Regions from separate parts of the Homo sapiens genome. Here region 2 is linked to region 1. The links are chromatin loops, found by intact Hi-C in ENCODE. Cell type or tissue: natural killer cell. All regions are shown on one strand. Each heading gives the region's core, and the rest is flanking DNA. Links, peaks and the distances in the headings are about the cores only.

What was found. Peaks named below come from ENCODE experiments on the same cell type or tissue, not always from the same donor. Only the 100,000 strongest peaks of a DNase experiment are listed, where the experiment ranks them.
Region 2: a loop joins it to region 1, with 6 times the contacts of the local background. A loop is called at or near these places in 2 of 110 quality-filtered maps.

What each region holds. Positions count from the first base shown.
Region 1 is chr6:52,396,950-52,402,326 of GRCh38, reverse strand. The region is part of intron 1 of PAQR8 (progestin and adipoQ receptor family member 8); the gene reads right to left. Among named protein-coding and RNA genes, the nearest start is that of EFHC1, 21 kb to the left of the region's middle. RefSeq lists an enhancer at 3,779-3,838. In natural killer cell, for the core only: a CTCF peak has its summit at 2,365 (motif pointing right); DNase peaks (open chromatin) are centred at 1,496, 1,878, 2,366 and 4,206; H3K27ac peaks cover 1,262 bases.
Region 2 is chr6:52,331,672-52,337,048 of GRCh38, reverse strand. No RefSeq gene overlaps it. Among named protein-coding and RNA genes, the nearest start is that of PAQR8, 28 kb to the left of the region's middle. In natural killer cell, for the core only: no CTCF peak of the experiment used is centred there; DNase peaks (open chromatin) are centred at 3,058 and 5,098; H3K27ac peaks cover 1,468 bases.

The DNA.
Region 1 (5,377 bases), core at 147-5,146:
AGTGGCGCAATCTTGGTTCACTGCAACTTCCGTCTCCCGGGTTCAAGCAATTCTCCTGCCTCAGCCTCCCAAGTAGCTGGTATTACAGGCATGCACCACCACACCCAGCTAATTTTTATATTTTTAGTAGAGATGGGGTTTCACCATGTTGGCCAGGCTGGTCTCGAACTTCTAACCTCAAATGATCTTCCCACCTCATCCTCCAAAAGTGCTGGAATTACAGGCGTTAAGCCACCATGCCTGGCCTGTCCCAATATTCTATGTTTACTACACTCAGTGTGAGGCAAAGTTACATCTTGTAAAATGGAAATGTTAGCTACCCTAACATAATTTAGTGATACCAATGACTTAATGATTATCAAGATTTAATTATAAGTAAGGTAACCTTTAAAGGATATGGGCTTTTCTCGATATTAAAATGTAATAAACAGGCTTTAATAGCATGAAATATCATATTGAAGTATAAGAATTACAAATATTGATATAGCTAATGATAGACTGTATTTCTTTAGCACCTACCTAATCTTAAACTATCCACTAATTTCACTGGTACTTTGAAAATATGAGGTGAGCAACTGACTAAGCCTCATATTTAAGACAGGCAAATTGACTCGTCAGTTAGGTTGGTAAAGAACAATGCACATTCTAGGATATCCTAACAGTTAAAATTAACATGTGACCTAAATTTAACATAAAATCTCATTGCAAAGACTGTTGTTCATTTTTTAAATTATGCTCTGAAAAGCAAGTAGTTTTAGATTTGCTTCTCTTGGGTAATTAAAACTGCACTCGGTGAATTTCAGGCTTCAGAAATGCTTAACTTACACTTGTATTTCTCAGTGACAGACGAATACAGCAATTATTTCATAAAATATTTCATGAAACTGCTGCAAAATTTCATCTGAAGTTGCTAGGTAAAGAAATAGATTTTGATCATTTCTAGTTACCTTATGTAATTATGTTTCCCAAGCTTTTTTCTTCAGAAAAATTTAATATCTGATTTATCTAAATGGAGCACATACAGCAAGCACATACAGCAAGTACTGGAGCACATACAGCAAGTACTGTTCAAGGTGCTTACTAATTTTAGCAAAGAAAATGTAATTCCTACTCATACGTCTCAATCAATATTGGAAGAGAAAAAATACCTAATCAGGTAAAAAAGTGTAGGGCATGAAAATTAATAAAATGTAAAGAAGTTCAGGGAGACCTGGAGTCAAGCTCCAGTTTTGCCACTTACTGGGGTGACCTTGGGCAAGTTATAGAATTCTCTCAGCCTCAGTTTCTTCATAATTCTATATATTATATGGGTTGTGTGATAGTTAAATGAGAGGGTCTAAAAAATGAAGTGCTTAGCACTCTGCCCAGCCCAAGGTAAGTGCGTAGTAAATGTGAAATATTGCTGTCATTTTTATTGCTATGAGCTGGGCTCTGTGCTAGGTACTAGGTACTAGGGATACAAAGACTGGTAAGATACACTTCCTGCCTTCAAAGAGATCAAAGTTTACTGGGGAGACAGACATGTAGGGGAATCAACACAAAAATGTGCAATAAGTGCTCCATTAGAGACAAACACTGGTTCACAGAGGTCTCAGCAAACAACCAAAACAGGGAAAGGATGGGGGTATAGCCCTCTTGAAGTGACCCTGAACTGAATCTTGAAGGAAAAATCAGAATTCCTGAGAAAAGATAAAGGCGGAAGAGACTTCTAGGCAGAGAGCAAGGTCAAAGAACTTCTGCCAAGATATGGGCTTGGAAAGCCTGGAGTATCTGAAGTCATTGTAGTTTGCAGTTATGACATTGGTGCCAGAGAGACCTGAACTCACATCCTGAGCCCCACCATCAACAAGCTGCATGAATCCAGCCTGAGCTTTGTTATCTGTGGAGTAAATGACAGAGAAGCTGCCTTACAGGGCTGAAAAAGAACTATATGACATAATGGCTGTAAAGTGTTTAACAAAGTGCTTGGTTCCAAGTCTGCATAACTACTTGCCATTATTATGACCATCACTGATATGAGATGCAGGAATCATTCATGAGTTCAGGGCCTAATGTCCCCTCCATACCTTGAACCTATTTCTATGGCAGCCCCTGTAACCCTGTATTGAGGCATTCATTTAGCCAGCACCCATCAGACAGTGGTCTTCTACCAGGAATGGGCTATGAACTCAAGCTCAATGTAGGAATTAAAGACACCAAGAGAAGTGTATTAAGGATTACAGTCAGCCAGAAAGAGAAACACAGAAAGAGGGAGTGTGGGAGAGAGAAAGAAAATGCTAATTAGAATACCTGAATTCATTTGAAAACAAAAAGAAAAGAAAAAGCTAAGTGGTGCTTCTGCTATCAGCCAGCAGAGGGATCCGAGTGCCTTAGAGTTCAGTTCTGGATGGAAGTTTCTCCAACTGACCTTGGTGGACGAACTACAGGAATGGGCCTGGGATGTGGGATAACTTCTCAAGTTGCCCTGTTGCTGTTAGCAACATATAATCTGGGGGTGCTGGGCTTGTTGGAGTTCTGGGGAATTAAAGTGCTCTATTCTTTAGATATAGTCTTCTACTACCTCTTGTGAAGTAGAGAGCAAACCAGATGAAATTACCAGTCTGATTTTATGGCTGGGAGAAATCAAGGTGAGTCACTGGGTATAACCCCAGTGACTATAGAAGAAGGAATCCCCAAAGATGCTCCCAGTATCCCTGTCTGCATGCTGTCTAAAATCAAGGCTATTTCTCTCATCTTTGGGAACCCAAACCAATCAGACGATTCCTGCATCCAGAGTTAAATAATATATAACCACACAATTCCTACTAATCTTCATATCCTTAAAATAGCGTATCCATCACATAGCAGGTTCTTATAAACTGACAACTCAACTGAATTTCTAAAGACTAAAACTTTGGGTTTTAGTAGTTTAGCGATTGGAAGAGAGCACAATTCAGACCTGGGAACTAACTGGCATCTGTCTGTTCTGAGGGAGAAAGGACGGAACATGATACTGCCTTATTATTGGTCTGCAGAAGACCATGACTGCAGAGCTCTGACAGTTCCTTCTATTTCTCATATCACCAGCCTCCCTCATGACTTTATGTTGACAAGTTATTTTCTGGAAATTATTTCTACTTCACTCTTTCAGAAAATAAACTAGGAAGAGATTTATAGAACTAAGAAGCAGAGAGGTACAAGTCCAAAGGGATATTAACTTTAACTTCAAAAGAAAAGGTGCACAAGGGGAGAGAAATTGGCAGAATCATCATTTCCCTTACAAATGAGATCTTTAAAATGCAGCCACAGAGATCTCAGGGTCTTCTTAATAACTCCACCCCCTGGAGTGTGTAACCCAATAGCCACAAAGGAACCTGAGAGTCCAGGGATACAACCACCATAGGCTCTAACTCAGAATATGATTCCTTACCTCTCAGGAATGAGAGGGTTGCAAAGATCTGTCCTCTGAGGGTAAAAAGGGCTTAAATTTCCCAGCCAGGGACAGTGGCTCACGCCTGTAAATCCCAGCACTTTGGGAGGCTGAGGTGGGTGGACTGCTTGAGGTCAGGAGTTCGGGACCACCCTGACCAACATGCTGAAACACCATCTCTACTAAAAATACAAAAATTAGCTGGGCATGGTGGCCGGTGCCTGTAATCCCAGCTACTAGGGAGGCTGAGGCAGGAGAATCACTTGAACCCAGGAGGAGGAGGTTGCAGTGAGCCGAGATCGTGCCACTGCACTCCAGCCTGGGTGACAAAGCGAGACTTCATCTCAAAAACAACAACAAGAAAGGACTTAAATTTCCCTTTGGTAGTGCAAGGTCATGAAAAATTCTAAGGTCACGCATGGTGGCTCACACCTGTAATCCCAGCACTTTGGGAGGCTGAGGTGGGCAGATCACCTGAGGTCAGAAGTTCAAGACCAGCCTGGCCAATATAGTGAAACCCCGTCACTACTAAAAATACAAAAAATTAGCTGGGTGTGTTAGCAGGCTCCTGTAATCCCAACTACTCAGAAGGCTGAGGCAGGAGAATCACTTGAACCAGAGAGGTGGAGGTTGCAGTGAGCCAAGATCACGCCATTGCACTCCAGCGTGGGCAACAAGAGTGAAACTCTGCCTCAAAAAAAAAAAAAAAAAAAGAAAAAAGAAAAGAAAAATTCTAAACTTGTGGTCAGAAAGAGGGTTTGGGTTGTTTTCTTTTTTTCTGTCATTTCCTTAGCAACCACCTCTTCCTCTGCCATGAAATTCTCCCTTTGAGAGCAGCTAACACAGCTACAAAAATGGTACCATGAGTTATAATTCTTTTATCATCATTAACTTCAGAAACCACTGTCAAGTGGGGTCTGCCCCCCTCCCTCTTAGGCCTCACTTTCACCAAGCAGGTATGGGCAATGCTTCCATGATTCAAAGGACCAGCTGTAAAATTTGAGCCCGTTTTGGAGGAAACCACATATTGTCATCATGATGTTGAAGCCTCCCAGCCTTCCCAGGTGGCTGCACTGAGTAAGAGAGCCCCTCCCTCACTTCTGGCCTCTGTTCCCACACCCTCCTACCTAACCTGATGTGACTATCAGCTGACCAAGATTCTACCTTAGAACAATCTCCTTTGCACAGGGTTCACTCCAGCTCCTGGACAGCTGAAATTTAAATCTTCCTCAAGAATTTTTATTAACTGGATAATCTCAAGTCTTGTAATTTTGATCAACCAGAAATCTTTTTCAGAGCAAGGATTATCTATTCAACACTATTCCAGGCTACAAAGGCCGCAGAGGAAGAATACAATAAGACCCTTTACCTCAAGAAGCTTAGAAGAGTCAAACTTCATGAATCAACAGCCAACAACACCAGATGACACACATAAACAAGTGTAAACTAGAGCGAAATACAAATAGATCTATAGAAGAGAACAAACTCGGAGTATCCTGGGGCAGCGTTGGGGGGAAGTGGGCTTGTGTTAGCCCTAGAAGGCTGGATAGAGCTCAGACAAGTGAGAATTGGGGCATTCTAGCAAAGAGGCAAAATAAGAGCATAGGAATGGTATGACTTCCTGGTAGGTCTGTGAGCAGAGGGGCTACTGGGGAGTAATGAGGAAGGGAGTGGGCTAGGTGCAGTGGAATTAGTGAAAGTTTAGGTTTGATGTTACAGAGGAAATGAGAGTCATTTCTCTCCCGTGAAACTATTACCCTGTTTTAATGCTTATCTCTCCTGAGCTCTGCAAGGATTCCCAATGCTAACCAATGCCTCCTCTCTTGGCTTAAGTGACAATGACACTACCCTCTCTGGCCCCACCTTGGCTTTCTTCTCCCACCATCCCTGTCAATTGTGGTATCTGCCCCCTTTTCACCATCCACAGTGCCTCTCAGACAGGTACTTCTCCCAGGCCCTTAGCTTCAG
Region 2 (5,377 bases), core at 281-5,280, 65 kb after region 1:
CTCCAAACTACAGTCCTGAACTTTCCCTGGAATTTTGGTGAGGGGATCCTGGGTAACCCTCAAAAACAAATTTCTATTAAGTAATGCCTACAATTCAGGGGGATAGGGATAACACAGATCCAGCAAAGAAATTCTAGGTTAAGCAGTCTGAGAAATGGGCAAAGAGCTAAGAATGTATAGTGTCATGCAAGGAAAGGTGACTAATATTTGTTTAGCACTGACCATGTGACAGGAGCTTTTCACACGATATATCATTTAACCCTCACAATAACTCTCAAATACATAGTTATTCCCAGTTAACAGAATCTTAGGGTAAACTGAGTCTCAGAGGGAATATGTAACTCACTTAGGCCACACAGTTCCTGGTGTCAAAAAAGGTTAGGGACTGCTTCATTAAAGGAACAAGGCTTTATTCATTTTTGTCTCCAGCGTAGGAAAGGGCCTTACTCATACTGTTCATCACTAAATATTTGTTAAATTAATGAATGAATAATTAATTGCATGAGCAAAAGATGAAAAACTGTATCCCAGGAAGAAATGAAGGTAGAGAAAGAACAGTAGGGGTGGGTTAGATTCAAACATGTTTTTAGGGCAGGTGGAAAGAGGTTGAAAATGAAAGAAAATGTTGATGATGAAGCAATGTTCCCTATGCAGTTCAAATTCTAGGAAAAAGCCTTAGATAAAAAATTTCAATATTTCTTCCCCCAGAGTGAGAGAGAGAGAGAAAAGTATGGCCTTGGGAGAGTCTGGGGTAGAGGGAAGAAAACCAAAAGCATTCTTTTCAGCTTCCTCGGTCTTCACTGTGAAAAAGTAAAGGTTCTCATTTCTACAACTGTGTCGAGTATACGCTGACCTGATGTTTTAATTCATGGCTCATCCTCACAGTACCAAGCATAGAATAGATGCTAAAATAAATGTATAAACTCACTGGGTTGAACTGAATGAAATCAAATTATCTTTTAGAAAAATTTGAATGTAGCCTTCAGAAAGGGCAGCTACCTATAAGCCTAATTTGATGGCTTGCCAGGACTTTGGTAGGTGCTGTGGGAAGATGGAGGAAGGCAGTACAATGTGCCCATGTTATCTGTTCTACAGAATATCTTTGCTGGGCAAATATCTCCTTATCATTTTCCTTTTTCAATGCAAGCTTCCACCCTACTTCTTCAGGACACCTGGGCTTGGGCAGTGATTACTAGGTTGACTGTTTGTAATAACAGGTCTGTCTTGGGAAATTATAGGCTGTGAGGTCTCAGAGGTTAGCAATCAGAAGAGATTTACTAAGCCTTCTCTGACCAGTTCCAGGGCTGTCCTCCTTAGCAGACTGACTCAGCCAGCAGTGCCACCTGTGAAACAGGTGGCAAGGCTGGTCACACTGCCTCTTTCCACATGCTATTCTGTCCACTCCCTAAGGGTCCCTGACACCAGCTGAGAGAGTGAAGCCTTGGCCTGCTGGGGATGCCTCCAGCTGCAGAAGGCAGCCTGACCTTGAATTCAAGCAGGCTTTAAATTCTTCGCCTCACAGAATGAGGTAACAGAAAGATGGATGATTACTGATTAGAACACTGTGACCTAAAAAAATTAAGTAATCCACAGTGAAAACTCATTCCCCTGTCTCTGTTTAGTCTCTGACAGGAATAAAGGATGGGATAAAGGGTAGGATAGGGAATGGGGTGGTGGCATCAGAGAGCCCCCTTTGGCCACCAGTAGGTGCCTTTATTGATGTGTTCCCATGAGAAGGAACAAAGAAAAGGGGTTGGAATAAAAAAGAAGAAAATCCTGTCATTCATGGCATAGATGAGCCTGGAGGACTTTATGTTAAGTGAAATACACCAAGCACTGAAAGACAAATACCGCATGATCTCACTCATGTGGGAGATAAAATAAATTTTTTGAGCCCATGGAAGTAGAGAGTAGAATTGTGAGTATTAGAGGCTGGGAAGGGTGGGTGAGGGAGGGGAGGAGGGTGAGAGTTCTGGTGCTTTGCGAATGTGGTTAATTATAATTTATTGTATATTCTCAAAAAGCTACAAGATGATTTTGAATGTTCACAACACAAAGAAATGGTAAGTGTTTGAAGTGATGATATGCTAATTACCCTGATTTGATCATTACTCATTGTATGCATGTATTAAAATAGCACTCCAGCTGGGTGCGGTGGCTCACGCCTGTAATCCCAGCACTTTGGGAGGCTGAGGCAGGCTGATCACAAGGTCAGGAGATTGAGACCAACCTGGCTAACATTGTGAAACCCCGTCTCTACTAAAAATACAAAAAATTAGCTGGGCATGGTGATGCGTGCCTGTAGTCACAGCTACTCAGGAGGCTGAGGCAGGAGAATCGCTTGAACCCGGGAGGCGGAGGTTGCAGTGAGCTGAGATTGCACCACTGCACTCCAGCCTGGGTGAAAGAGCGAGACTCCATCTCAAAAAAAAAAAGAAAAAGAAATAGCACTCCATATCCCATCAATTTGTACAATTATTACATGACAACTAAAAATAAAAGGAAAAAGCAAAGCAAAGAGGCTGGAGAGAAAGGAGTGTAATTCCATCCCTTTGTGGTAGTGGGGGTCCAGTAGGAGGCTGGGCTAGGCAGGGAAGCAAGGAACTCACTTGCCCAACTCCAGGGATTTCAGATCTTCCTGTTTGTACAAGCAGGTGGTTTATTTCTAAATAAGCTATTTTGGATTCTTACTTTGCATAGAGTTTGTACATGTTTTCTGCAAAAGCCCAGGCAGAGGCCTCTGGGAGGGGAGTTTGGTGATGAAGTCAGCCAGAATGAGGCTTTTGATATATGGAACTTTTGCCTGATTTCAAGCAATATATCTTCTGCTCCCTTTATTCTTTCCACTTTCTCAGCTCCACCAGCCACATGGTTTTCTTTTTTATCCAACAGGTATAGGTGAATCAACTGCCTCTCTATGGTAGAGTGTCTATTATTCTAACAAGGGCCAGCCCCAGGAAAAACTGCAGCAGTTGAAGTTCAGCTTCTCCTCTTCCTCCCTACCCTACCAACTCTGTAGCACAATCTAGTTGTCAAGGAACCCAAAACATTTGTGGTTTAATGTGTGACCTTTCTCACAGTGTTTTCATCCTGATAGGCCTGTTACATTTTGCTTTCCTGTGCATTTTCTCATTTGGCCAGCAACCCTGTGAATAAAACACTCGTGAGCATTATCTCCCAAAAGGTATTTTGGACCACTTATGAAATTAACTGTCATCTTCTGAGAGCTTGCTACCTGCCAGTCACTGTGCTGAATGCCTTACATACCTCAACTAATCGTCATAATCACTGTGAAGCTGATACTCTTATCCCTAATTTCCAGAGGAGAAAGCTAGGTATACATAACTTGCCCAAGGTCACACAGCTAACTAGCGGCAAAATCAGGATTAAAGCCTGGGTCTGACCAAGTCCAAATCCTGTGCTCTTATCTCTTTCACCATTCTGCCTGTGCAGAAGGCAGGACAGGTATTAGTATGCCTGTTTTCTTTGTCTTTTCTTTCTTTCTTTCTTTCTTTCTTTCTTTCTTTCTTTCTTTCTTTCTTTCTTTCTTTTTCTTTCTTTCTTTCTCCTTCCTTCCTTCCTTCCTTCCTTCCTTCTTTCTCTCTCTCTCTCTCTCTCCTTCCTTCCTTCCTTCCTTCCTTCCTTCCTTCCTTCCTTCCTTCCTTCTCTCTCTCTCTCTCTCTCTCTCTCTCTCTTTCTCTCTTTCTCTCTTTCTCTCTTTCTCTCTTTCTCTCTTTCTCTCTTTCTTTCTTTCTTTCTTGAGACGGGGTGTCACTCCATTGCCCAGGCTGGAGTGCAGTGGCTCAATCCTAGCTCACTGCAGCCTCGACCTCTTTAGCTCAAGCAATCCTCCCACCTCAGCCTTCTGAGTAGTGGGGACTACAGGTATACATCACCATACCCGGCTAATTTTTGTATTTTTTTTTAGAGATAGCGTCTTGCTATGTTGCCCAGGCTGGTCTTAAACTCCTGGGCTCAAGCAATTCTCCCACCTTGGCCTCCCAACGTGCCGGAATTGCAGGTGTGAGCAGCTGCACCTAGCCATATGCCCATTTTCTAAAGAACTTTTTCTCTTTTAAAATGGAATTTCAGAGAACTATTTCACAGAACTCCCAGTGGCAGAGTTGGGGCTAGAGCCCCTTTAATAGATGACGACAGAAGAAAAATTCCTACCTCCTGATTGGGCCACCATGTAGGCTTCTAGGCACAGTAATAGGAAATGTAAAAACCTTCCTGTACCTCTCACATCATGTAGTCAGCACCTGACTCTTACTTCATAAATTGAGTCCACGTGGGGCGTGGTGGCTCACTCCTGTAATCCCAGCACTTTGGGAGGCTAAGGCGGATCGATCACAAGGTCAGGAGATCAAGACCAGCCTGGCCAACATGGTGAAACACCATCTCTACTAAACATACAAAAATTAGCCGGGCGTGGTGGTGTGTGCCTGTAATCCCAACTACTCAGGAGGCTGAGGCAGAGAATTGCTTGAACCCGGGAGGTGGAGGTTGCAATGAACCGAGATCACGCCACTGCACTCCAGCCTGGGCCACAGAGCGAGACCTGTCTCAAAAAAATTAAGTCCAAATAAAATGGAAGACTCTCCTCAACCACCTGCAATATGGCTTCCTCCCCTGCCACTCCATGAAATGGCTCCTCTCCACATCATCTTTGACCTCCTGGCTGAATCGTTTTTACTTCATATTTGTGTCTGTCTTGGCCTCTCTGCAGTGTTTCATTGCTTATTGAAACTCTCTTCTGTCTTGATTGTAGGGTAGCAGCCTGTCCTGGTTTTACTGCTACTTTTCTGGCTTCTCCTCAGCTTTTTCTCAAAGGCTCAGGTTTCGCTGACTACATTGGTCATGGTTCAGGTGCAGAAAGCATAGCCTTCCCTAGCTAGTTTAAGCCAAAAAGATTATTGCAAGGTATTAATTGGCTTACAGAATCAGTGGGAGAGCTGAAGAAGTGGATTTGAGGCTGAATTACTAGGAACAAAGTCACACTCAGAACTGAGTTGCCAGGGGAGTTGCTGCTTCTGCCACAGTTAGGGAGTGTCAGCTGAGCTAGCAAACTCACAACCTAGGGTTGCTGTGCTCCGCACAAGCAGAATAGATGCTTCCTGCCCTGCCCGCCTTGTGCCCCAACAACTCATTCAACTCTGAATTTGGAGTCTTATGTCAGTGTGTCTAATTGTCACAACCTAAGTCACATCCTTAGAAACTCTACCTGGGGAATTTGGAAAATGTAGTTTTTGGCTTCCCAATTCTGCAGTATGGGAAGGCATACTCAAAGGAGATTGAAATAGACATTGAGTCACTCAGTCAGTTAGGTTTTATTTTTTTTTCCTGTTGCAATATACCAATAACAGATAATATTCAC